Linked DNA regions of Homo sapiens: regions 1, 2, 3 and 5 are each linked to region 4. The links are chromatin contacts, found by Hi-C or POLR2A ChIA-PET in ENCODE. All regions are on one chromosome and are shown on one strand. Each heading gives the region's core, a stretch centred on a gene start or an enhancer-like site at or near the end of the contact. The rest is flanking DNA. Distances are from core to core; before and after follow the strand shown.

Region 1 (4,253 bases), core at 1,742-4,241, 560 kb before region 4:
GACGCGGGGGACTATCCACGCCTGACCCCACAGGCGCAGGAAAAAATGGTCTGGAGAAAAACACCATCAACAAAACAAAAAGATCAGGAAACTGGGAAACAAATGTGCCACTTACATCCAAAGGTGGGAAGAGAACTGTTCCAAATTAAAACACTAAAGACACATAATGAACCAAATGCACATGTGAACCTGACTGGCCCTGATGTGGGGATGGGGGTGGGAAAACTAGAAGAGGTATTCTTTTCTAAATTTTTATGGGTTTTTTTTTTTTTTTTTTTTTTTTGAGACGAAGTCTTGCTCTGTCACCCAGGCTGGAGTGCAGGGGCATGATCTCAGCTCACCGCAGCCTCCGCCTCCTGGATTCAAGCAATTCTCCAGCCTCGGCCTCCCAAGCAGCTGGGATTACAGGAGGATACCACTATGCCCGGCTAACTTTTGTTTTTGTGGTTTTTTTTAGTAGAGACGGGGTTTCACCATGTTGGCCAGGCTGGTCTCGAACTCCTGACCTCAAGCGATCGTCACACCTCAGGCTCCCGAGCAACATGCACGCACCACCACGACCAGCATATTCTGTTTTCTTTCCAGGACTCTCACCTCCAAAAAGACGTGGTCCCATTAGCCAAGGCTGCCTCTCTCCTACTGGAAGGGGTTCGGTCGGGAACTGCGCTGTTACACAGTGGCCTGCCTCCTCCCCAGCTTCTTGGGATAGGTGGTGGCCCGACTCCAGCACTTCAGGCCCTGGGAAGCCACCATCCCATGGCTTCTGAGCCGCAGGGAAGTGAGCCTAACCCCAGGTGCGCCATCACGCCCAGCCACACAACAAAAAACTTAAAAAGATGTGTTTGGAGTCAAAGTCCACCAAACCTACCAACACGGTGCGGCACCATCTGATCCCCTTTATCTCTGATCTGTGGCTACCCCAGCTGAATCCCCTCTGGCCCTGGCTGTCCTGCTCAAGGCCTTTGGCCACTCCCTTTCCTGGATCCCTTTCCCCAAATAGCCACAGCTTTACTCCCTTTTCTCCTTTAGCTTTTGGCTGAAATGTCACTTCTTAGACTTTTCCTCAGCACCCTATTTAAAGCAATCCCCACCAAGACAGGAGGATTGCTTGACGCTGGGAGTTTGGGGCCAGCCTGGGCAACATAGTGAGACTTCCATCTCTACAAGAACACTTAACATTTGCCGGGCATGGTGGCGTGCACCTGTAGTCCCAGCTACTCAGGAAGCTGAGGTTGGTGGATTGCTTCAGCCCAGGAGTTCAAGGATGCAGTGAGCTATGATTGCACTACTGCACTCCAGCCCGAGTGAGAGAGCAAGACCCCGTCTCTAAAAAATAAAAAAAGCGATCCCCCAAACAATACTCTAACACACATACACACACTCCCTCCTCTGCTTCACACATCTACATGGCATTTTTCATCATTGGCCATTCTATGTATTTTATCTAATTCTACAGGCTCAGTGCCTGTTCCTCCATCCCTCCCCATTAGACTGTCAGCTCCATGAGGACAAGCATTGGTATATCTGTGTTCGTTTCTGCAACCCCAGCACAGACCCTAACACATAAAGGTATTCGATAATAAAATTACTAAAGCTGGGCGCGGTGGCTCACGCCTATAATCCCAGCACTTTTGGAGGCCGAGATGGGCGGATCACTTGAGGTCAGGAGTTCGAGACCCGCCTGGTCAATACGGTGAAATAAACCCTATCTCTACTAAAAATACAAAAATTTGCTGGGCGTGATGGTGATGCATGCCTGTGATCCCAGCTACTCGGGAGGCTGAGGCATGAGGATCGCTTGAACCTGGGAGGCGGAGGTTGCAGTGAGCCGAGATCGTGCCACTGCACTCCAGCCTGGGCGACAGAGCGAGACTCTTGTCTCAAAAAAAAAAAAAAAAAAATTCTTGGATTTTTGTCTATTATATTTAATACTCATTCAGCGTTTAAATGATATATATACTCATGACCCACCAATTCCACTTCTGGAATCCTGCACTGGGAAACCGCTCACCTGAGGGCAAACCAAAGCACCTACACAGCATGTTCTCCACAGAACTATTTCTAATGGCCAAAAAAATGGCAAGAACCTAAATACAATCGGGGAGTGCAGTGCCATCCTATCGCGTGCTGAGCACCAAGAGAAAGAACGAAGACCTATATCATCACCATGAAGCGTCCCGAGAGATACAGCGAGTGACAACGACAAATCAGCCAAATACTCGCGCAGCATGATTTTTTAAAAAAGCGATTAGATTACAAAAACTATACGTTTTCCAGTTGCATAGACACGCACGTAAAAGCACAGAAACGCGTCTGCAAAGTCACCAGACTATTAACAGCAGTTACCTCTCGGAAAGGAAAGGAAGGACTAAGTCTGGAGATAATTTAATTCGCTACAAGAACGTTCTGGTATATTCTCTCGTACTTCCACATTAATTTTAGAAGGCTGACAAACCAATGCTTTAGACTCCGGGCCGTAACTCTCAGGGTCACTCATCCATCCTCCACTGTTGCTGCTCCCCGCGGCCACCCCCGCGCCGGCCAACAGCGCTCCTCACTCACCAGACACGGGTGAAGGATCCCTCTTGGCCTGGAGGCGACTGGCCTGAGGCAAGAACGGGTTGTTCACCCTACGGGAAGCGGCAAGGTCAGCGGGGAACGGGCCCGGGCCGTCCCCCGCTCGAGCCGCCAGCCCGCGAGGCTGCTCACCCAAACGCGTTGGGCTCCTCCACCACCTTCATCTTCGCTGCACCTGCCGGCGCGGGCCCTACGGGGAGCGAGACCGTGAGCGGGGAGGCCGGGGTGCAGAGCGCGCGCGGGGCCTGGGGACGCGGACGGCCGGGCCACTCACCGCCGGCCGAGAGCCCGAGGAGCAACAGGAGCCGCGCCAGCCCCGCCGCCATCGCGCCGCAGCGGCCGCCGCGCGGTCACGTGAAGTGACGGTCACGTGACCACGGGGACCGGAAGTGGCGTCCGGCGCAAGCGCTGGCAGCCGCACAGCCCATTGGGAGGCCGAGGGGCGCGGCCGTGGGGTGGGGAGTCCCCGGCACCCCAGGTCCGCGCCATGGGCCGCAGGAGGGCAGCGCGCGGGCCGGGGGCGGAAGGCGGCCGCCCTCGGCACCTCCCGACGCGCTCCCTGGAGGCCTTCGCCGAGGAGGTCGGCGCCGCGCTGCAGGGTGAGCGAGGCGTGATGGGGAGAGCGGGTCAGGGTTTGAGGGCCTGCCCGGGGGTCCCACGCTGAGGCCGAGTGCCCTTCTCTCTCTCGTGCAGCTTCCGTGGAGCCAGGGGCGGCTGACGGCGAGGGCGGCCCGGGCCCGGCGGCGCTGCCCTGCACGCTGGCCATGTGGGAGTTGGGCCACTGCGACCCCCGGCGCTGCACGGGCCGCAAGCTGGCCCGCCTGGGGCTGGTGCGCTGCCTGCGCCTGGGCCACAGATTCGGCGGTCTGGTGCTGAGCCCCGTGGGCAAGCAGTACGCGTCCCCCGCAGACAGGTAGGCGCGGGAGGCCTGCCCGAGGTCGTCTTCATTTCCAGCGCGTGGTTCCCTTCAGGGATGGTTTAGTGGCACTTGTATGTCGCACCCACATCCACACCCACGTGGGCAGGGAACGTCTGTCTAGTTTGCCTCCGTTGCGTAGCGCAGAGCCTGGGATAAAGGAGGTTTTGGGGTAATAAACGTTTGTTGAGTGAATAAACACATGCTCCAGGTGCCCCAAGCAGCTGCCTCAAAAGCTTGCTCGTGAAGTCCGTTTGAGGGTGTTTGGGGATGGCGGAATGATGTCCCTGAATCCCTTAGCTAGGCCATTCTCCGGGGCATGCTCCACCTTGGGTAGTGCTGGCTCCTGAACTTATCCCATGCTGTCCCTGGCAGACAGCTGGTGGCGCAGTCTGGGGTCGCCGTCATCGACTGCTCCTGGGCCAGGCTGGACGAGACACCGTTTGGGAAGATGCGAGGGAGCCACTTGCGCCTGTTGCCCTACCTGGTGGCCGCCAACCCCGTGAACTATGGCCGGCCCTACAGACTTTCCTGCGTGGAAGCGTTTGCTGCCACCTTCTGCATCGTAGGTGAGTCCAGGGGCCCCACAGCAGTGTGACCCGGCGGCCTGCTGTTCCTGCTATGCTCCCAGCATCATGTTTCCTGCCGACAGACCCCAGGAGGAGCATAAGGGACGGACAGGGGAACAGTTCAGACAGACCACGGTTCCAGCCCCAACTGTCACTTCAGGTTTTCGGCCTGTGGAGTTGCAGTAGAGGCA
Region 2 (6,100 bases), core at 156-2,655, 550 kb before region 4:
GCAGCGGAGCAGAGGCTGGGTCAGCCTTCCTCCCCAGTGCAGGCTGTCTAGGAACAAACGCCTTCAACGTGTTGGGGGCGCCCTTCTTACCACATTTGGGGCAGGGGGTTAGCTGATGGTGCCCTGGGTGTGTGCCTGGGGCGGGAGGTGGCAGGACATCTGCCCCACAGGCTGGCTCTCCACGCTGCCCTCTTGGTCTTCTCTCCAGCTTCCCTGCTCTTCCTCCCTCAGCCCCCCGACTCCCCTTCACCAGGCCCTGGGGGTTTCCCGCAGGAATCTCTCCCTGGTCTCACCGACTCCTCCAGATGGCCCCTGCGAAGCCGATGGCGGTGCCCAGGTGCAGGTCACCTGGCGGGCCCGCTGCAAACGCTGCTCCCCGGGGTCTCATTCCAGTCGAACCCCGGGAATCTGCATTCTAACAAGCGCTGCCGGTGGCCTTGGGCTCCCCGAAGCCTCAGACGGCTGCCAAGGTCCAGCCGCTGGCGCCCAGCAGGAGCGCAGGAGACCGGAGCCCGAGGCGCCTTCTTCCTCCCCTCGCCCGTGTCTGCGCAGCGCTCCCTCCTCCCTCTGCTCACCGACCCCCTCCCTGCCCCGCCTCGCGGCACCCCCTTTCCCGGGGCCCCGGGCGCCCGCAGGAGCCACACCCCCAGTTCTATGGGGGTCTCTCCCCTCGGAGGGGGCGGGCGGTCCGGGGTGAGTCTGGGGGCGGGTCTAGTGTGTCACTTTAAACTCCTCCCCCGGAGACCCCGGCCCAGGCAAGAGCCCACAGCCCTTTGCCGAGTGGGGCTGAAGGAGGGGCCGCTTTGCACTCGCAGGGATTTCGGGGGGACTAAAGGGCCTTACGAGGACCTGCGGGAGGAGGGAAGGGACGAGGACGCTGGGGGGTGCAGCCCGCCCGGGAGGGGTGCTGGGAGGCCCCGGGCCCGTCTGCTCCCCCGGGGAGGGAGGCGCGGGGGTCGAAGCCTCGCTTGGCGGCTCAAGTGCGGGGGAGGCCGTCGCCAGCGCCCGGATACCCTCCCCGTCCGCTCCGCAGTGCGGACCCCACCGCCGCACCCTCTCCTGCGCGTTCGGAGGGGAAATGCCCCCGAGACCCCGCCCCTCCAAGCATGCGCGGCCTCAGTTTCCCCAGGGCCGAGGGGACGTCGAGACCTTCCCACCGCCCCCCGCCTCGGAGGCCACCCCCGTGCCTCCTGGGGGACCCGGACCAAGGGGGCGGCGGCCGTCGGTCCGTCCGGGTTGGGGCGCGGGGCCGAGCCCAGACGGCGGCCCAACAGCACTGGCCGCAGCCCGCGGCACTTACCGTGGGCCGGCGCGGGGATGGGGGGGCTCCTGGGGCGCTGCGCTCGGCACCAGCTCGGGGACGCCGAGGCACAGCTACCGCTCCCAGCCGCGCGCGCCGACGACTGAGCAACTGCTGGGCGGACGCCGCTGCGGGGGCGGGGTCTGACTGGGGGCGGGGCCGGGCCTGACCGGGGCGGGGCCTGACCGCGCTCGCCCCGCCCCCCGCGTCCACGGCGCCTTAGGGGACCCGGCCGGGGTCTCCGTGCCTTGAGCCGGGCCGGAGCCCCCTCCCCCGGGATGCGGGGCTGTGAGTCAACCCACAGGTGGCTGCGGGACGGGGAGCGGGCTTGGCTGCCTCGGGACCCCGCCTGGCCGCGCGCGCCCTCCCCGTGGCGCGTGGGGTCTAGAAGGGGGTGGTCGGCGGGGTCTCCTCCGCGGACCCCAGGGAAGCCACGGTCACGAAGACCAGCAGCGGTGCAGACCTTTCTGGAAGGGCCTGACTCAGGGACACCTCGCGGGCCCCGCCGCTCTCTTCTCGGGGCGGGGATGCGTCCTGCAGGGATCCACTCGGGACGCCCCACGCCCACGCGGACGGTCTGTGGGGCGATCGTCCCTGGGGCTCTGGTGAGGGCCCAGTTGGCGCTTGTGGGGTCACAGCCGGCCAGAGCCCCCGGAGCCCCTGGGGTCTGCACTGGACCCCGCCAGCCCCTCCCGGGTGGCTCCCCGCTCTTCCTCCGCTGCGCTGTCCTGGAACCCCAGCGGGCCCGCGGTCTCCTGCAGGGTTTGTTAAGGCATTGATGGGTCCTGTCCCCAACCCGCTGGTCCCGAAGTCTGGGTGGGGGCGCGATCTGCGTTTTTTCCCTTTTTTTTTCAGACAGAGTCTCGAAAAAGCTCTCAAAAATAGCTCTCAACCAGGTTGGAGCGCAGTGGCACCATCTCCACTCGCTGCAACCTCGAACTCTCCGGCTCAAGTGGTCCTCCCGCTTCAGCCTCCCCAGTAGCTGGGACCACCCGCCGGCTAATGTTTTTTGGTTTCTTTTGTGGAGATGGGGGTCTCCCTATGTTGCCCAGGCTGGTCTCAAACTCCCAGGCTCAAGGGATCCCCCTTCCCCGGCCTCCTAAGGCGCTGAGATCACAGGTGTGGTCCCCACGCCAGCCAGCGCCTGCACTTCCCAGCTCCAGTCTGCTGCCGCCAGTCCAGGGACCACACTTTGAGAAGTCCGTGCTAAGCATGGTCCTGTCGGGGGCCTGAGGCTCTCAGACTTGCCGAGGGCGCAGCGGCCCCCCGGTCGCACCTGCCCTTGGTCGAATACAGCTGGACACTCGCAGCCCTTTGGGGACAAGGGGTGGGGGGTGGTCAGACTTTGGAGTTTTCACCCGAAGGGCACCTGGGCAGCCCAAGGCCAGACAGGCTTCCAGAACACAGCTCTTCAAAGGGAGGGGGCCCGTCTGCCAACAACTGTCTTGGCTTCTGGATCCCAACTCACTCAAATCCATGCCCGCCCCACACCTGTCTGTGCAGGATCGGGGGCAGGACCCCTGGGTGGGCTCTCCTTCGGGACGCTCGGCCCAGGCTCTGCCGGATCCTGACCCAGCACAGCCAGGCCGGTGGGGGAGGGCAGGGAGCTTGCAGGAAATGCAGGGACTGGCTGGGACAGGGACGCGGTGGGGGAAGCAGGGGAGGGGGCCTGGGCCCTCAGCCCCACTCTGTAGCAGTGTTCTCCTGAGGGGCTGGTGGGTCTGGAGACCGGGTCTGGGAGTGACGCCCCTGCCTCTGCGGTCTTGCACCAGGTTCTGCCCACCTGTTGGAACAAACACAGGCCGGTTGCCATGGTGATCACACTGGCTTTAAGTGAAGGGACAGGCTCTGCAGCTACGGTAAACAGGAAGTTGGGAGGGGCAGCCGCTGCTCCGGCCCCTACGAGAGCACCAACCCTGAAACCAACACTGCAGTCCGTTGGGTGCGGGAGCACCCTTGGAGACCTCTCCCCACTCTTTTCTAGGTAGGGAGACTGGAGTCCGGAGACGGGAAAGGGCTTTTCCAGGGCCACATAGTGATAGGTTGAGTCCCAAACCAGCCCTGGGCCTCCGTTTCCCCAGGAGAGGACGGTCACTAGGACTGTCCCCTCCACAAACATTTGGTGAGGAGTCGAGGAATGAACGATCCGAGCGACACCCCACTCAGTGACCAAGGCCTTCATTCTCCAACTTGTTCTGAGGCTGAAGACAGGCTGACCTGGATCAAAGTCCCAGCACCCTGCTCACCCCTGCCCCAGGGCGACCCTCCACTGCCCGGGCCTCAGTTTCCCTCTTCTGTAAAATGGGGACAACAGCAGCACCCACCTTGGGTGCAGCTGGGGGACCTCAGTGAGCCAGTCTCAACTCACAGCAGGTCAGCCTCAGTCCCAGTTGGTGGGGATGGGAACTGCAGCCACCCAGCCAGAACTCCGGCCCCTCCAGTGACCCAATTTACCTTTCCATAGCTTGGGGCTGGAAGCCCATCCTCGCGTGAGTCCCCTCCCACTAAGAGAGAGGGCAGGAGAGTGGGCCGCCCACCCTCCCCACCCTGAGCCCCAGGCCTCACTCTGAAGGGGCTACCCTGGCGTCTCTGCCTTCGGACCGGAGTGCAGACAGCTGCCGTGCTCCGGGGACAGTGAGGGGATGGCGCAGGTGCAGGAACACCTCCCACCGATGTGTCGGGACACGAGACCCCCTGCCCAGACGGGGTCAGAGCTTGAGGAGGCTGCTGGGGCACCAGGGCTGCTTGTGCAAAGCTGAGAAAAGCCATTTTTCAAGCCTGGCTCTTTTCACATTCTCAGGACTTTGTGCTGGAAAGGGTCTGGCAGGCAGGGAGAGTAGCTTTTCCTCCTTAGGGCCGGGCCGGTGGCGGGGGGCGGAGATGGGGGGGCAGGTAAAAACACCAGGCTCTGGATACGCAGGCGCCAAAGCCGCTGAAGCACACAGGTGAGGCCATGGCAGAGTTAGACAGCCCCTCCTGTTCCACGCTCATGAGCACAGCGCAGGGCCCAGTGCTACCACCCTCTGGTGGCAGCCCTAGAAATTGCAGGCACAGCCTCCCAGAATCTGCCCCCAACTTCCCTCTGAGGACCCAAGCAAGGAAGGGCAGGGTCCTTGGAGAGCTCGTGGGGTCAGAGCCCAGGGACTCTGGCCAGGGACCCTGCCTGCCCCGGAGCTGGAGGACCCTGAAGACTGCCAGAACCTGTTCCTTGCCCCATCAAGAGAGGGGCTCTGGGTGGGAGGGCCTCAGCCCAAGTCTGGCCTCATGCCTGAGATGCTGGTCTCCAGATCCCACACCAGAAGCTCCGGGAGTCCTGCTGCCACGCGTGCACAGGTGGGGCCGGCTGGAGGTGACCACCCAGTGTCACGCTGGAGTTCTCTCAGGCCTCCGTGCTAGTAGCAGCATCTGTGAGGGGTCCAGGGCAGGGCAGGGACAAAGAAGTGGGCCCAAGACAGGGTCCTACCAAGCCCCCAAACAAAGGCCATTGGTGTGCCAGAGCCCTGCAGGCAGGACAGCCCCTGCTGCGGTGAGGCTTGGATGGCAGGGAGGATGGCACCCTGTCCCCTGGCCCCGCCTCCCACCAGCCTGAGGGTGGGGGTGTCAGAGGCCCCTTCCCAGCGAGATGGGCTTCTGTGCTCACTGTGGTTAGGGGCCCAGCAGGGAGAGGCCAGGCCCTCAGTGTGCATCCTTCTGTGCAGAGCTGGGGTTGGGAGGCGACTCCTCCCAGCTCTGGGGGCTTCAGAGTCCCTCCTTTTCTTTTTTTTTTTTGAGATGGAGTCTTGCCCTGTTGCCCAGGCTGGAGAGCAGTGGTGTGATTTCGGCTGTAACCTCTGCCTCCTGGGTTCAAGTGATTCTCCTGCCTCAGCCTCCCGAGTAGCTGGGACTACAGGCGCCCGCCACCATGCCCAGCTGATTTTTGTATTTTTTTGTTTTTTTTTTTCAACTGGTAATCAATTTATTAAAATAGTTGACTTAAGCATCTGCAATGGTGACTTCCACTTCAACTCCTGGCTCAATACTGATGGAAGTAATCTGCTTAACAATCTCAGAAGGACTGTGCAAGTCAATGAGTTGCTTATGGATGCTCATCTGGAGTTTTTTTTTTTATAAGTTTTTTTTTGAGATGGAGTCTTGCTCCGTCGCCCAGACTGGACTGCAGTGGCGCGGTATTGGCTCACTGCAAGCTCTGCCTCCCAGGTTCACGCCATTCTCCTGCTTCAGCCTCCCAAGTAGCTGGGACTACAGGCACCTGCCACCATGCCCAGCTAATTTGTTTGTATTTTTAGTCGAGATGGGGTTTCACTGTTAGCCAGGATGGTCTCAATCTCCTGACCTCGTGATCTGCCCGCCTCGGCCTCCCAAAGTGCTGGGATTACCGGCGTGAGCTGTAACCTGGCCTCATCTGGAGTTTTTCTTGTAGTGATTCTCAAAGTGTTGGTAGGATTCAAACCGGTCCTTTCACTTTGAGATTCTTTTCCTTTGTGCCTCTGATCAAGTCAGCACACACCTTTTCAAGTGATTTTATGCTGTAGCTCGTTAGAGTGATTCAGATTTGGTGAATTTTGGTGAATTTGGTGAATTTGGCGAATTTGGTGAATTTTGGTGAATTTGGTGAATTTTGGTGAATTGCCATCTCCGGCTCCTTGGGTGTTTTTCTGGTATCCTTAAAAGCCAAAAGAATTTTTTAGGCCGGGCGTGGTGGCTCACACCTGTAATCCCAGCACTTTAGGAGGCCGAGGTGGGCGAATCACGAGGTCAGGAGTTCGAGACCAGCCTGGCCAACATAGTGAAACCTCGTCT
Region 3 (6,245 bases), core at 2,205-4,704, 890 kb before region 4:
TGGCAATCCTTCCCCAGACGCCGTAGATAGAGGAAAGCAAGTCCTTACCCCGGAGGAGCTTCAAGTTTAAACAGGAAAGCTAGAGCTCTGCACAGGTGGTTTCAGTGTCTGTGTGAGTGACGTGACAGACGCCTAGTGCCATCGGGACTCCAAAATTTGGAAGAGGTGAAACCCAAATTGAGTCTGTGGCCTCCATGTGGAATGGGGACCAATGGGCGCAGGAGGTGAGTGGTAGTTACTTGCAATGACCAGTGTTACTTTGGGGTGATGGAAACACAATATTTAATATTGTTCTATGTGCTTTTCTGAATTTTATTTGAAAACAAGCAAAGAAAAAAAAGTGGTACCAAAGACGGTTTTAGCAGAAATTATGGCGCACACAGGCCCAGCCCCAGGCAAGGGGCAGCGGCTATCTCGGTCACAAAGGCAACAGGTCCCACTGCAGGTTTCACACAGACCGCAGGGCTGGGCTGCCTCAAAGGGGTCTCGGATGAATGGAACTGAGCGTTCAATAGACCTTTCAACAAAAACAGCCCGACAACAATGGCGCAGTGTGGCTTTCTCTAGGCTACAGGCACTTACCACTATGACACTAATAGGGGGAGGGGGAACGCTAGAGCTCACACATTTGGGGACAAATTCACAATGTGAGTGGGGGGTGCTTCCCAATTATTTTTTGCCTTTTGTGGTACCCCTTCCATATATTTCAGTGAAGATATTCAAAACACACAAGAGAAACTCAAGCGCACAGGAGAAGAAAAACCTCACACAGCTGGAGTGGACTGCAGCACTGGAGAGGTAGGGAAAAGCTGTGTGACCCTCCTCGGGGGTCTCCATGCTCCTGACCCTCTCTAATAGTTTGTCCCCGAGTTTCAGAAAGGATGAGGGGACTGGTCAGGCTTAGAGAGAAGCAGTGAGAAATAAACTTGGATTAAATTCCTTACAAATAGAAATGTTCCAGCTTGAAGGAAGACCTCAGGTTAATCGCGGCTAAAGCATAACGCTTTTACGAAACCCCTTTAACACAAGACAATCCCTCAGCAAGGAAAGGAGAGATGTGAGGTCTCAGGAGAGGAAAACCTGGCTAGGTAATCTTACAGCCACCACCTGACTCGCTTCACAGCAAAACTAAATGTGACGCTTACAAGGCGCCCGCCCTGCGACTCGACCCCGTTCAGATGAGTGGCAAATGTGCAGCGTCTGGTGGACCCCAAGCAGAAGCTTCCAGTGATACCTCATCATCCAGTTCAGACCGGCTTTCCTTCCTCACCATCCTAAAAGGAAGAGTTTTCTCCCTTTCTCAACACCTTGTCCAGAAACCAGTCCCCCAGGGTAGTGTGAGTATGACTTTAGTGCGGCCCTGTGCAGCTAACTTCTGGAGCGTGAAAGTCAATATAAAAACATCGGCGTCGCTCAGGGTGATAATAAACACCATCATTTACCGGGCAGCCAGTGCCAGGCAGCACAAACAAAAAGGAAACGTACTAAATGCACACAACTGGGACAGGGCTGGGGATGCAGTCCCTCCCCCCACTGATGTGGGTGGTGCAAAACTCTGGCCACCAGGAACCAGAAACCGGATTCGCTCTGAGCACTAGTTTAAACTCCTGGTCCCACATCGGTGCAGACCTAGGCATAATAATCACTGTTCCATGGATGAAGGGCTGTTTCTTTGAGACGGAGTCTTGCTCTGTCATCCAGGCTGGAGTGCAGTGGTGTGATCTCGGCTCACTGCAAGCTCCGCCTCCCGGGTTCACACCATTCTCCTGCCTCAGCCTCTCAAGGAACTGGGACTACAGGCACCCGCCACCCCACACCCGGCTAATTTTTTCGTATTTTTAGTAGAGACGGGGTTTCACCGTGTTGGCCAGGATGGTCTCGATCTCCTGATCTCGTGGTCCACCTGCCTCGGCCTCCCCAAGTGCCGGGATTACAGCCGTTGAGTCACTGCACCCTGCCACGGGTAATTATTTGGTTACAAGTATTACTGAATACTGACCTAACTCCCTCAAATCTAAAGGGTTTTTTTTTTTTTTGAGACGGAGTCTTGCTCTGTCGTACAGGCTGGAGTGCAGTGGCATTATCTTGGCTCGCTGCCACCTCTGCCTCTGGGTTCAAGTGATTCTCCTGTCTCAGCCTCTCCAAGTAGCTGGGACTACAGGCACACACCACCACGCCTGGCTAATTTTTGCATTTTTAGTAGAGACGGGGGTTTCACCATGTTGGCCAGGCTGGTCTCGAACTCTTGACCTCACGTGACTCGCCCACCTCAGCCTCCCAAAGTGCCGTGATTACAGGTGTGAGCCACCACGCCCGGCCAATCTAAAGGGTTTTTATTTTTAGCAAGTTGGAGCAATTCTTTTACTTAGTATTTATTCAATATAGTATTTGTCTTCACTTGATCATAGCCAAAAGGCTGAGAAGCAATATAGTATTGGTCTTAACAGTCATGGCACACATATTCTCTTCTACTTCTCTGGCGAGGCTGTGCCACAGAGGGGCTCATCATACAGAAAACCTCAGGCATCTGAAGACCCAAACTTCACAATGCAAGTTTACTGCTCAAGTGGCACGAAAGACCTTGTAAGCTCTGTCCCTCTAATTCATGCGAGTCCCAATACCCAAAGAGTGCTTTAAAAGTTCAAAAACATAAGAAAAGTGTGCTCAGTGTTCCTGGCTATTAAAGCTGAGTCAGGATATCTTCGTCCCAATCCACTTCTTCCTACAGCGAAGCCCAGGAGCGCCATCCACCTTCCCAGGAGATAGAACTGACTCTTCCCCAGACGCCCTGGCACTTTCCAAAGGAAGTGGACTCACATGAACTAGTGGAAGCGCGGCCATGGGCAGGGCACAGGCCACACACACACCAGGGACACGGGCACACGGCCACACGCACAGGAGCGGGGGCATGGCCAGACACCCCCCACGAACACATCGCCGCACACCCCTTAGGGACACCCCCCCGGGAACATGGACACGCATCCCACAGACAAAATGGGCCGCACCCACGGGCACACCCCGCCCCCAGGAAACCCCCCACGGAACGCACCACACGGAACGCGGGCGCCCAGGCGCGAGGGAGCGCAGCCCGCCCTCCACACAGCTTTGTTCCCAGAGCCCGGGCGCCCCTCCCCGCCCTCGGCCTCGGTCGCGGGCAGCTCTCCACAGCCCGGGCCTCAGCGAGCGGCCCCTCGGGCTTCGGGCCTCGGTCTGGCGGCGGCGCAGAAAGGCGGGCGGCGGCCCCGAGGGCCTCTGTGAGGTCGCCCTGCCCCCCAACCCCACCCCAACCCCACACGGCTGGTGGACGCCCTGGGCTGGCCCGCTCCCGCCACGTGGTCGCGCTATCCGCCCGCCTCCCGTGTGCCCCGCGCCGCACCTGGAGCCGGCGCGGCCGCCCTCGCTATCCGGGACCTGGAACATGTCGACCGCCGCCACCCTCAGCTCGCCGCGCGCCGTTCCCGCCCGCCCAGCGCAGGTACTCAAGGCCGCCCGCCAGCGCCCATTGGGCGCCAAGACGCCAATCATCCCTCCGCAGCCTATCTCAGCGCGGCCACCGCCCCTCACGCCCACCCCCGACGACTTAGGCTTTGAACGGTCGGCGCCGCGCCCGCAGCCGATTGGGGAAGGCGACGCCGCTCGCGGAGGTGGGAGCTCGCATTGGGCGGCGGGCCGGGCGGGCCCTGGGACGGCCGCGCCCTCGGGAGGAAGCCCGGTCTGCGGGAGCCCGCGAGCCGACCGCGGGGCCGCACCTGGGCCGCACCTGCCCGACCAGGGACTGCGGGCATGGGCGCGCGGCCCTGAAGAACAGGCACAAACGACAGTCCTTAGATCAACATTAGTATGTATTTATGCACAATAAAAACATTTACAAGTTGAACTGGAAATTTAAACAGAAGTTTAACAGCTCTTATTATATTAAATAACCAAAACACCTTTTATTCCCAAAATTGGTAAAGAATAAATAATATAATTTACAATATGGTACAAAAAATAACCAGGAAAGGCAGGCATTCTGCTTTATACATACACTGTATATGCATATTTATAATCTATAAAACAAATTCATATCTGAAACGAGCGGAGGCCTCGCTATGGCTTAACCGAGTAAGAGAGAGAAGGGGAGCGGGGCGCGGGAGGCAGGGCCAGGGGCTGGGCTCCCCACACCTCACCCACCCCAAGGACACGCAGCCACTGTGACATCAGGAGAGCGCTGACAGCCGCGAAGGGTGTGCTGTGGGTTTTTTTCCTTCGTTGTAAATTACTCTTTCCTTGCTTTCTTTTTTTAACTTGAGACCCAGTTTCGCTCTTCTTGCCCAGGCTGGAGTGCACTGGCGCGATCTCGACTCACTGCAACCTCCGCCGCTGAGGTTCAAGTGATTCTCCTACCTCAAGTCTCCTCAGTAGCTGGGATTATGGGCATGCGCCACCACGCCCGGCTAATTCTGTACTTTTAGTAGAGACAGGGTCTCTCCATGTTAGTCAGGGTGGTCTCATACTCCCCACCTCAGGTGATCCGCCCGCCTCGGCCTCCCAAAGTGCTGGGATTACAGGCGTGAGCCACTGCGCCCGGCCTCCTTCCTTGTTTTCTTAAGACAAAGTGCTGTATTTCCTGACAAATGCATCGGCTAGAGCTCAAGGTTTAAAGAGAAAACACAACTGTCTTCCTCCTCCCTCATTCCCGGTGTCTTATGCCCCACAACTTTCTTTGCAGAAGAAATTTTGAATTCAATGCTGTGATCTAATTAAAGATGCTATTAAACTAAAAAGGTTATCCACCAGAAATGAGGCCACGGCCTCTCATGCCCAGAACCTGGAGGTGCGGCAAAGCAAGGAGGCCAACCGCGGAAACGCCGCCAACACCCCACTCCCTGAGCTGGCACCCTACAGCTACAAGACACAGAAGGACAAAACAGCCAGGAAGCCACGAACTAGGCATCCCCCGAGGCACGCAATGCCCGCTTATCACTGCACATCCACAACAGAATTGAGGCCAGAGGACTAACTTCCCTGGACCACAGATGCTCTGTCCCAATCTCCAGAAAAGACGAATCAACAGAAAGATCCCAGGCAACGTCAGAGGGATTCAGGAAAGCTTTTTCTAAGAAACTGATCTCATCTTAATTACAGCATGCTCAAATGCACAAAGGAAGCCACAGGCTCATACTTAGACGATCACCGCTTCTGTTGGAAAGGCAGAAGATGCAGGAAGTCTCTGTTTGGATCTTTTGAAAATTCCAGCCTTTAACAGTTGCCTATGTTTGCACATAAATATTCATTTAGGCCAGAAGAAAATGTATCCATTGTTTTTCTGCAACAAATGACACCATTTTCCCTTAATGTGGCAAGCAAATGCGTATCACCTGTCTAGTTACTAGAGAAGCAGAATCCTCTAGAACTCTTGTCAGCTTTATTACAGGAGAGGAGTCAGCCCGTCCTCCTCCCTAACCCATCTCCCCACTGGATGGCAATGGCTGCAGTTGGCTGCTCCCAGGAGTCTACGCTGGAGAACCAAGTGGTAGGTGCTGTCTAAAGAGCCTACGAAAGCAGACTCTGACCTCCAAAACTTCACCCCACTGAGTTGTCAGGGGCTAACAGGTACCCTGACAGGCAGTTCACAAACCCTCCTGTCCCTGGCACAGTGCACACAGCTCAGTGCTGTTGGGACTTGGCATCTCTGGTCTAGCCTGTGGGAGTATGAGAAAGCTAGCAGTGGCCTGAACTCGGCCTGGTATCCTAACCCTCTAGAGACGCAGCAAAGCCAGATGCCCAGAGGGAGATCTCCTTGTCTTCTCTGGCTCAATGAGATGCTAATTTTGGAAGCTGGTATACGTAGCACAAAACACAAGCTAGTGTAAAGATGCTGTAGTTCAAACACTGCTGTCTCTCTCCTAATCAAGTGGCATGTTTCTTTTTTCACCCCTAAGAGGTTTGGGACTGTTTGCTTAAGATCTCATGTCAATGTCTGAAGGAGGGAAGCCAGCTCAGGCAAGAGCTCTAAGAAAAACTCGTGAGACAAAAGAAGGAAGCTCTTGCCTGGAAGTTCACTGTCCTCTCCACGTCCTCCCAGTGGTGCAGTACACGGCCTGCCTGTGGTCTACAGTGGCTGTGGTGGGCTGGCAAGACTGCAGGACGGAGGGCGTCCACATGCTTGTCCACACCAAAGGCCTTTCCCTCCTCTTTTCACCTTCTCCATTGTGGATGGGGAGAGAAGCAGTGGAGGGGCCAGGGCTGGCCTTGAGGGCTGC
Region 4 (3,055 bases), core at 556-3,055:
AGGGCGGAAGGGCCAACCAAGTCACCTGTGCAGGGTGTCTGAAAGCTTCTGGGCCTCCTGAAGCAGCCGCTCCCGCCGCTGTGCAAACAACAGGCTGGAATCAGGAGGGCTCAGGCGGCCCCGCCACCGCCCCCCAGCAAACCCGCAGCCCCTACCTCGCCGTCGACCTGCTTCTTCAGGGAGGCTAAGGACACACCCAGCAGGTCCAGCTGGCCACCGCCTCGCCATGGGACGTGGAGGAGAGAGCCCTGTGGGGAAGGGAGGACAATTGCCTCTGGGCCCCTCCTAGGTCACAGGATTCACGTCAGCCCCCATCAGTGCTCAGGGACCCGGGTGGGACAACCCCAGTAAGCTGGCCAGTGAGGGGTGGGAGACTGGACAGGGGTGCCAAAGGAATGAAGCCATCCAGATGGGTCAGCTGCAAAGGGAAATTGGGGGCAGCTTTAGGAGAAAGGAGGAAAGGGCAAAAGCAGGAGGGGAAGCAAGGAGGCCCTCTCCACCCGAGGCCATACAAACAGGCTGGACAGCAACCTGCTGTGGGGAGGCTGTGTCCTCTAAGTCTACGCCCCATGACGCAGCCTCCCCCTCTGCACCCCTGGGGCTCTGCACAGGACCCGCTTTAAGCAAATGGCAGGGGTGAGGGGCTCCAAGGACCCTTTCCTGAGCAGCACTGGCCCACCCACCGTGCAGGAAGGCCACAGCCACGCACCTGCACCCCCGGGGCCATGGGGTCAGCACGCAGCACCAGATAAGCCCGGACGCCCTCCGTGGATGTCACGTGGACGTAGTCCTCCAAGATGGGGGGCCGCCTCAGGACGGGATTGCGGGCAGCTGGTGAGGCCCGTGTGAGACCCACGTCGGCAGCAGCTTCTGAGACTCTGGAGAGAGACCGGGGCTCAGTGGCAGAAACTCAAGCGTGGGGTCACCCTTGGATATGGGTGTCCGAGACTGCTCTCAGCCATGGAACCCTCCCCACCCCCCAGGCCTCATCCAGGGCACGGGATGGGCTCCATCTGAGTCCCACTGGACAGATGGGATGGGACGCCCATGTCCAAGCCACACACCCGTGGCCCCAAAGCTCTGCGAGGTCCTCAGGGCTCGGCGGCGGGGTGATGTCCGTCGGCGAGGAGTCGGGAGGGGGCGGCTCCTCCATCTCCTCCGATCTGAAGTTCAGCCTCTTGACCACCTGCAGCCTAGGCCGTTTGATCCTGGGGGCTGGGGGAGACACATGCAGGGAACCAGAGGCCTCCTCAGCCTCGCGCCCACTCCGGAGGCCCTGGGGCAATGCCGCCAACCTACCGTGGGGCAGGGACCCGGCCGGCTGCAGGTCGGCGTCCACCTGCCTCTTCCTGGCGCCGCCCTGGCTGCTGCCCACAGATGCGGCTGGGGCGGGACTGGAGGCCGCGTCCCCTCTGGCAAGGGCCTCCTCGAACGTCCGCGGGGGTCGGCCCGCGGTGAACAGGGGGACCCCGGAGGGCGACGGAGTCGACGCCCCTGCTGGGAGAGGAGATTGTCAGCGGCCGCCCCGAGACAGCAGATCCCGCCAGCGGCGACGTGGAGGCCCCTTCGGCCCCCGGCACGCCCTCCCCGAGGTCGCCACTGTCCCGGCTTTCGCAGCTCCTCCCCAACGGCCGGGGGCCGCGCCCCACCTTCCAGCTCTGCCAGCACCTCCAGCTCGGCCGCGAACTGGTTGTGGAAATCATCCTCGACGCCGCACAGCTCCTGCTCGTAGTCCTCCATACCGTCCGCGAGCCCGAGCTCCCGCTCCGAACCTCCCGCGCCGCCGCCGCCGTCGCGCACTGCCCGCCCCGAGCGTGCCGGGCGCCGCCAATCAGCAGCCGGCGTGCCCGGCGGCGCGCGCCATTGGTTGGCGTGGCGGAGGCGGGGCTGCGCGAGGGGTGGGCGGGGCGAGTTCCTGCTCCGCAGCCCCCGCGTCCTGTCCTGGGGAGCTCGCCATTGGCCGCCGCAGCCGCCCTTCCGCGGCGGGGGCGGGCCGGGGGCGGGCCGGGGGGGGGGGCGGGGCTGCGCGCGCAGCGGTGCAGGGCGGAAGCGCTGCCAGGCGTCCGGAGCGGAGCTTCCAGGGTCTCTGGGTCGCCAGCGCGCGGGCGCGCGGCTGGAGCCGGCGCCGGGCACGGCATCGGGGGCCTGGACTGCACGGCCCGGCAGCAGGTTGGTCTTGGCGTGGGCGTGGGCGCGGGAGGGGCTCGGAGCCAGGGTCGGCCTGCCCACCGGGCCTGTGCGGGGCGCGGGTCTGCGCGGACTGCGGGGAGCGAGGAGGCCCCAGCCCTAACCCGCGCTGCGGGCAGACCTGGCTGCCGGGCCTGGTAGTGCTGCAGCCCCTCCCCGCCCCCACCGTCGGGCAGAGGCATTCACGTGCATCCCCTGGAGGGGAGGGTCTGTGGGGAGGATCTGTGGGGCAGGTTTGGAACGGGCTCTTTCTCCAGGCTTAGGTCAGGCAGGGCCCTTCAGGTCAGCCCGGAGCAGGCTGACTCCTTGACTCCCCAGCTGACGCCCTGGGGACTGATCTCGGGGACTGAGGATGCAGGTGCACAGTAGGGCTGCGGACCCGGCTCGGTGGCTTCGCACCGGAGCCCGGGTGGGGCGGTGCGGGTACCTCTGTATGCTGGGCTGGGGGCGCACCACGTGCTCACAGCACACGCACCCACGCGTGGCTCGGCAGGCCGGCCATGGAGCCAGGCAGCGTGGAGAACCTGTCCATCGTGTACCGGAGCCGCGACTTCCTGGTGGTCAACAAGCACTGGGACGTTCGCATTGACAGCAAGGCGTGGCGGGAGACTCTGACCCTGCAGAAGCAGCTGCGGTACCGCTTTCCCGAGCTGGCCGACCCTGACACCTGCTACGGGTTCAGGTAGGGGGGGCGGCCGGAGCCCCACGGTGGCGTCTGTGGAGGAAAGTGGCTCAGACTCTGGACTCTGTCCCACTCCAGGTTCTGCCACCAGCTGGATTTCTCCACCAGCGGGGCGCTGTGCGTGGCCCTAAACAAGGCAGCCGCCGGCAGCGCGTACAGGTGCTTCAAGGAGCGGCGCGTGACCAA
Region 5 (5,502 bases), core at 2,584-5,083, 620 kb before region 4:
TCTGAAGTATGCAAAATGGGAAAACAGGGAAAATACAAGTCAGATTATATATTCACAGACTGGCGGGAGGTGGTATCAGGTTCTACTTGCTTCCTGTGGGCTGCTGGCGGAGGGTGGAGGGCGGAGGGTGGTCCATTCCTGCCTAGGGGTGAGACAGCAGCAGTTGCGGTCTTGAAGTCTTCATCCCCTGATCTTTTGGAAGGAGCTGATTCTCCAGGGACCTTCCTGTTGAAGGCTGCTTTCAGCACGGAGATCCTTGTGAAGTCTGTTTTCCTTTATTTTTTCAACAGTGCTTAGCCTAGGCGATAAATTAAAAAAAATTTTTTTTAAGGACGCTAGAAACTTTAAATACTGAAATGTTTTTAATTGTACATTAGTTAAATAGTGTTTGTTTTGTTTTTGTTTTGAGACGAAGTCTCTGTCACCCAGGCTGGAGTGCAGTGGCGCCATCTCAGCTCACTGCAACCTCCGCCTCCCAGGTTCAAGCGATTCTCCTGCCTCAGCCTCCCGAGTAGCTGGGATTACAGGCGCGTGCCACCACGCCCAGCTAATTTTTGTATTTTTAGTAGAGACGGGATTTCTACATGTTGGTCAGGCTGGTCTTGAACTTCTGACCTCGTGATCTGCCCGCCTCGGCGTCCCAAAGTGCTGGGATTACAGGCATGAGCCACCGCGCCCGGCTGTTTTTGTTTTTTGAGACAGGGTCTTGCTCTGTGCCCTGGGCTGGAGTGCAGGGGCATGAACACGGCTCACTGCAACTTGAACCTCCAGGGCTCAAACCATCTTCCTGCCTCAGCCTCCTGAGCAGCTGGGACCACAGGAGTGCTCTATCACTCCTGGCTAATTTATTTTATTTTATTTATTATTTTGTTTTTGAGACCGAGTCTCACTCTGGTTGCCCAGGCTGGAGTGCAGTGGTACGATCTCAGCTCATTGCAGCCTCTACCTCCTGGGCTCAAGTGATTCTCCCACTTCAGCCTCTGGAGCTATAGACTCTCTACACCACGCCTGGCTAATTGTTTTTGTATTTTTAGTAGAGAAGGGGTTTTGCTACATTGTCCAGGCTGGTCTCAGTCTCAAACTCCTGGACCCAAGAGATCCTCCCACCGCAGCCTCCCAGAGTGCTAGGATTACAGGTGTGAGCCACCACACACCTCGGCTCATTTTTAATTTTTTTGTAGAGATGGAGTCTCGCTGTGTTACCCGGCCTCAAGCGATCTTCCCACCTTGGCCTCTCCAACGTGCAGGGATTATAGGTGCAAACCACCACACCCGGCCATAGTGTTGTTAAGGCAGGTTGATGCCTAAACTTGAAATAATGTAGTCAGCCCATTTTGGTTAGGATGGTGATGTACTTCAAGGCGGTTCTGAAAGTGCATAATTGAATTGGTTTTTAAGCCACTGTTTTCCGCAAATGGGGCTTTCAAAGGCAGGTATTTGTCTAGTTGATGTCTGGGCTCAGCCCCTGATTTCCCTTGGTCAAGCCCCTTATCTGCCCAGACCTGGGATCCTGAGTTGCAAGTAGGGCCACTGCTGCTTAACTCTGGTGTGGGGGTCCTGGAAGTGTGAAGACGAGCACCCAGCCTGTCTGACCCCACTCCAGTGTTGAATACAGGGCACTGATTGGCAGCACTCTATGTCACCCAGGCTGGAGTGCAGTGGCGTGATCTCGGCTCACCGCAACCTCTACCTCCCGGGTTCAAGCGATTCTCCTGCCTCAGCCTCCCAAGTAGCTGGGATTACAGGCATGTGCCACCACGCCCGGTTAATTTTGTATTTTTAGTAGAGATGGGGTTTCTCCATGTTGGTCAGGCTGGTCTCGAACTCCTGACCTCAGGTGATCCACCCGCCTCGGCCTCCCAAAGTGCTGGGATTACAGGCATGGGCCACCGTGCCTGGCCAGGTGATGCTTTTAATGCATAAAGATAAAGCATCTTTTTCTCTCTTTTTTTTTTTTTTCTGAGACAGGGTCTTGCTTTGTCACCCAGGCTGGAGTGCAGTGGTGCCATTACAGCCCACTGCAGCCTCGACCTCCCGGACTTAAGCAGTCCTCCCACCTTAGCCTCCCAAAGTGCTGGGATTACAGGTGTGCAGCCCTGCACCCGGCGAGAAAGCATCTTTTCATAACTGTTTCTTTTTTTGGAGATGGAGTCTCGCTCTCGCTTTATCTACCAGACTGGAGTGAAGTGGTGCGATCTGGGCTCCTGTATCCTCTGCCTCCTGGGTTCAAGCAATTATTGTACCTCAGCCTCCTGAGTAGCTGGGATTACAGGCGTGTGCCACCATGCCTGGCTAATTTTTGTGTTTTTAGTAGAGATGGGTTTCACCATGTTGGCCAGGCTGGTCTTGAACTCCTGACCTCAGGTGATCCGCTAGCCTTGGCCTCCAAAAGTGCTGGGATTACAGACATGAGCCACCGCGCCCGGCCTCATAAGTTTTTGTTGCGGAGTCTGGGTGTCTTGGTGTGGACTCAGCCTCACTGCTAGGCACAGGGTGGTATCCAGTTCTTACAGGGATGGACAGTGCTGTAGTAAGCGCCTGCCTCTAGGTGGTCACTTCAAGCTGTGCTCAAGTAGCAGTTCCATAACATCATTACAAAAATATTAGCCTGCTGTCTGAATGGCTTACAGTTTATAATTGAGGGTGGTAAGTGGGGCTAAGATGCCTGTTTGGTGTTTTGTTTTGGATACCTGGGTATATGCACACATAGTAAGGAAATTTCCTTATTTTATTTAAGATTTTGTTTGTAGCGTGTGAATGACTTGCTTCGACCGGCCCTTTAGGAAGTGTCTGACAGGCTGCCTCCCCTGAGATCTCTCCTCCATAATTATCCTTCATTCCACGGGAGTGGGACTTTCTCATCGCTGAACAAAGGGAATAGCCAGTTTGTCCTATTGAAGTACCCGTTCTGGTTCTCATTAAGGGTTGCCTCGGAATTTGTAAATAAAGGAACGTTCAGAATAAGGACAGGGCCTTCCTTTTCTTTAGTTCATTGGTTTTTAAAATTTCTATTTTGGCTGGGCGCGGTGGCTCACGCCTGTAATCCCAGCACTTTGGGAGGCCGAGGCGGGCAGATCACGAGGTCGGGAGATCGAGACCATCCTACATGGTGAAACCCCGTCTCTACTAAAAATACAGAAAAATTAGCTGGGCATGGTGGCGGGCACCTGTAGTCCCAGCTACTTGGGAGGCTGAGGCAGGAGAATGGCGTGAACGTGGGAGGCGGAGGTTGCAGTGAGCCGAGATCGCGCCACTGCACTCCAGCCTTGGCGACAGAGCAAGACTCAAAAAAAAAAAAAAAGAAATTTCTATTTTGGGTGTTGATACTACCAACCTGTTATTTTACACATGAATGTGTATCAGAGAGCAGAGACCCTTAGCCCGTATCAGGCGTTGCTCTTGGTTGTGGCTGGAGGTGCTGGGGCTGAGCTGTGGGGCAGAGCAGGACTGGGACCCCAGGAGGGCCCCCCGCTGCTGGCGTCTCCTTTCCACGGCAGGCTGGCACCTCGCTCCACCCCTGCCTGCTCAGTTGCTGCCTCTGTCAGCCCCCCCTGGGGGCAGCCCCACCGGTACCAGCTCCTGCGGACGCCTCTGCCGTCACCCCTCCCTCCGTGGAGGGTGACCTCCTACAGCCCCTGCTGTCATCTCTTCTCTCTTCCTCATCCTATGGCTCCCCAGGTCACTTCTCGGCGTCCTCTATCCTCTGTGGGCACCCCCTCCGGTGCCTGCCCCCGTGGGTGCCCCCACTGTGCACCCTTTCCTAGGTGGGTGGCTGCCCCTTGTTGCACCCCACGCCGTGCCGGTCCTGTGGGCATCAGCGTGATCTCGGCCCCGCCCCGCCCCGCTCGGGAAAGGCCTTTTGTTCCGCGCGACACGCCCCTCCGCTGCGCGCCCGCGATTGGCTGTCCCGGGTCACGTGTGAAGCCCCGCCCCCGTGGGAACCGTCCTGGTCGTTGGGGGGGGGGGCAGCTCCCATGTGGGCGTGGCCTTGAGGCCCCGGGGGTGTAGCTGAGGGGCAGGCGCTTGCTTTTCTCTTTAAACAGATTGCGGTAAAGAAATAGAAAAGGCGCCCCGCGGGACCCCGGGCCTCTCCAGGGTCCATCTTTTTTTTGTTTTTCTTTTGAGCCAGGGTCTGGCTCTGTCTCCCAGGCTGGAGTGCCGTGGCTCGATCTTGGCTCACTGCAACCTCTGCCTCCTGGACTCAGCTGATCCTCGTGCCTCAGCCTCCGGAGTACCCAAGCGATCCATATGCCTAGGCTTCCCAGAGTCCTGAGATTACAGGCCTGAGGCACCATGCCCAGCCTCTAGGCCCATTTTCATTGGGAAAAAAAAATACACGTGGCCTGCAGCTGTGTAGCCACAGAACGAGTGGCCATCTGCCAGCCCACCCCTGTCCAGAAGAGCGCTCCTGCACTGTGGCCCTGCAGCCACCCTGGGTCTCGTTCTCAGAAAAAACAGGCTTGCCCCATTCCTGTGGTGCCACTTTTCCAGATTGACACACAGACACAGGTTTGTCCTTTTTTTTTTTTTTTTGACAGGGCCTCACTCTGTCGCCCAGGCTGGAGTGCAGTGGTGTGATCTTGGCTCAGTGCAACCTCAACCTCCTGAGCTCAAGTGATCCTCCCACCTCAGCCTCCAAAGTAGCTGGGACCATAGGCGCACACCACCACGCCCAGCTGAATTTTTGTATTTTTTGTAGGGGTGGGGTCTTGCTGGTTTCGAACTCCTGGGCTCAAGTAATCCACCCACCTCTCCTCCCAAAGTGCTGGGATTACAGGAATGAGCCACTGCGCCCGGCCTCTGTCTTCTTTCCAGAGCTCTGTTTGGCGGTGTCACCTGACAGACCTGACACTTCCCGCTTGCCCTGTGCGCCTCCCCAGGCCTCTGTCGTCCGGCAGGTGCAGAACTCCTGTCTGGATGGGTCCGGGGTGTGCCTAGCTGGGTCTCCACTGTGCATTCTGTGAGTAACTGGTGGGAGGAGAAACTTTTCCAAGTATCCATTTCTAAGATTAACTGTTGCTGCTTGTATCTGGCGGGTCTGGAGTCTGATCTTTTTTTTTTCTTTCTTTCTTTTTTTTGAGATCGAGTCTCCCTCTGTCACCCAGGCTGGAGTGCAGTGACACGATCTCGGCTCACTGCAGCATCCACCTCCCGGGTTCAAGTGATTCTCCTGCCTCAACCTCCCGAGTAGCTGGGATTACAGGCGTGCGCCACCATGCCCAACTAATTTTTGTGTATGTGTGTATTTTTAGTAGAGATGGGGTTTCACCATGTTGGCCAGGCTGATCTCTTAACTCCTGACCTCAGGTGGTCCACCTGCCTCAGCCTCCCAAAGTTCTGGAATGACAGGCGTGAGCCACTGTGCCCGGCCAGGAGTCTGATCTTTCTATTAAAAGATCCTCTTGCAATATTTAATTTTAAAATGTTGAATGCCTTAGGACCTAAGGCGTAGGTGAAAGTTCCACTCACTTCAGGGTGTGTAGAATTTGCTGTTTAAACTGA

Evidence for each region. Hi-C counts contacts between places; a loop is a spot of excess contacts on that map. ChIA-PET counts read pairs that join two places held with the same protein, here RNA polymerase II (POLR2A). Pooled maps may share reads with other maps.
Region 1: a pooled map shows a loop between it and region 4 (5-fold over the local background). The contact joins the promoter of TSR3 here to the promoter of CHTF18 in region 4. A Hi-C loop is called at or near these places in 1 of 37 single-sample maps with no recorded cell type and 4 of 50 pooled maps. POLR2A ChIA-PET finds 5 or more read pairs at or near these places in 2 of 52 experiments (PC-3 and activated T-cell).
Region 2: a pooled map shows a loop between it and region 4 (5-fold over the local background). The contact joins the promoter of BAIAP3 here to the promoter of CHTF18 in region 4. A Hi-C loop is called at or near these places in 1 of 37 single-sample maps with no recorded cell type and 4 of 50 pooled maps. POLR2A ChIA-PET finds 5 or more read pairs at or near these places in 1 of 52 experiments (PC-3).
Region 3: a pooled map shows a loop between it and region 4 (8-fold over the local background). The contact joins the promoter of JPT2 here to the promoter of CHTF18 in region 4. A Hi-C loop is called at or near these places in 4 of 50 pooled maps. POLR2A ChIA-PET finds 5 or more read pairs at or near these places in 2 of 52 experiments (PC-9 and WTC11).
Region 5: a pooled map shows a loop between it and region 4 (8-fold over the local background). The contact joins the promoter of UNKL-AS1 here to the promoter of CHTF18 in region 4. A Hi-C loop is called at or near these places in 6 of 50 pooled maps. POLR2A ChIA-PET finds 5 or more read pairs at or near these places in 2 of 52 experiments (WTC11 and naive thymus-derived CD8-positive, alpha-beta T cell).

What each region holds. Positions count from the first base shown.
Region 1 is chr16:1,350,616-1,354,868 of GRCh38, reverse strand. It overlaps TSR3 (TSR3 ribosome maturation factor), which reads left to right and starts at 2,991. Exons shown (of 6, transcript NM_001001410.3): 1 at 2,991-3,176; 2 at 3,271-3,490; 3 at 3,869-4,062. The coding sequence starts at 3,065. It overlaps GNPTG (N-acetylglucosamine-1-phosphate transferase subunit gamma), which reads right to left and starts at 2,938. Exons shown (of 11, transcript NM_032520.5): 1 at 2,852-2,938; 2 at 2,710-2,767; 3 at 2,563-2,630. The coding sequence starts at 2,903. RefSeq lists a silencer at 2,714-3,413.
Region 2 is chr16:1,328,950-1,335,049 of GRCh38, reverse strand. BAIAP3 (BAI1 associated protein 3) reads right to left here and starts at 1,405. Exons shown (of 34, transcript NM_001199097.2): 1 at 1,301-1,405. It also overlaps the pseudogene RPS20P2. RefSeq lists silencers at 1,356-1,515, 2,251-2,451 and an enhancer at 3,228-3,277.
Region 3 is chr16:1,675,488-1,681,732 of GRCh38, reverse strand. It overlaps JPT2 (Jupiter microtubule associated homolog 2), which reads right to left and starts at 3,454. Exons shown (of 5, transcript NM_144570.3): 1 at 3,377-3,454. The coding sequence starts at 3,420. It overlaps CRAMP1 (cramped chromatin regulator 1), which reads right to left. Exons shown (of 21, transcript NM_020825.4): 21 at 3,825-6,245. RefSeq lists silencers at 3,038-3,397, 3,428-3,827 and an enhancer at 2,962-3,597.
Region 4 is chr16:787,370-790,424 of GRCh38, reverse strand. CHTF18 (chromosome transmission fidelity factor 18) reads right to left here and starts at 1,805. Exons shown (of 22, transcript NM_022092.3): 1 at 1,650-1,805; 2 at 1,300-1,494; 3 at 1,065-1,215; 4 at 710-878; 5 at 156-248; 6 at 26-78. The coding sequence starts at 1,740. It overlaps RPUSD1 (RNA pseudouridine synthase domain containing 1), which reads left to right and starts at 2,044. Exons shown (of 6, transcript NM_058192.3): 1 at 2,044-2,169; 2 at 2,681-2,869; 3 at 2,948-3,055. The coding sequence starts at 2,688. RefSeq lists silencers at 1,512-1,571, 1,752-2,211, 2,232-2,321 and an enhancer at 2,771-3,055.
Region 5 is chr16:1,406,725-1,412,226 of GRCh38, reverse strand. It overlaps UNKL-AS1 (UNKL antisense RNA 1), which reads right to left and starts at 3,833. Exons shown (of 2, transcript NR_188570.1): 1 at 3,335-3,833; 2 at 1-298. The region is part of intron 2 of UNKL (unk like zinc finger); the gene reads left to right. RefSeq lists silencers at 3,410-3,559, 3,830-3,899, 3,950-3,999, 3,878-4,055.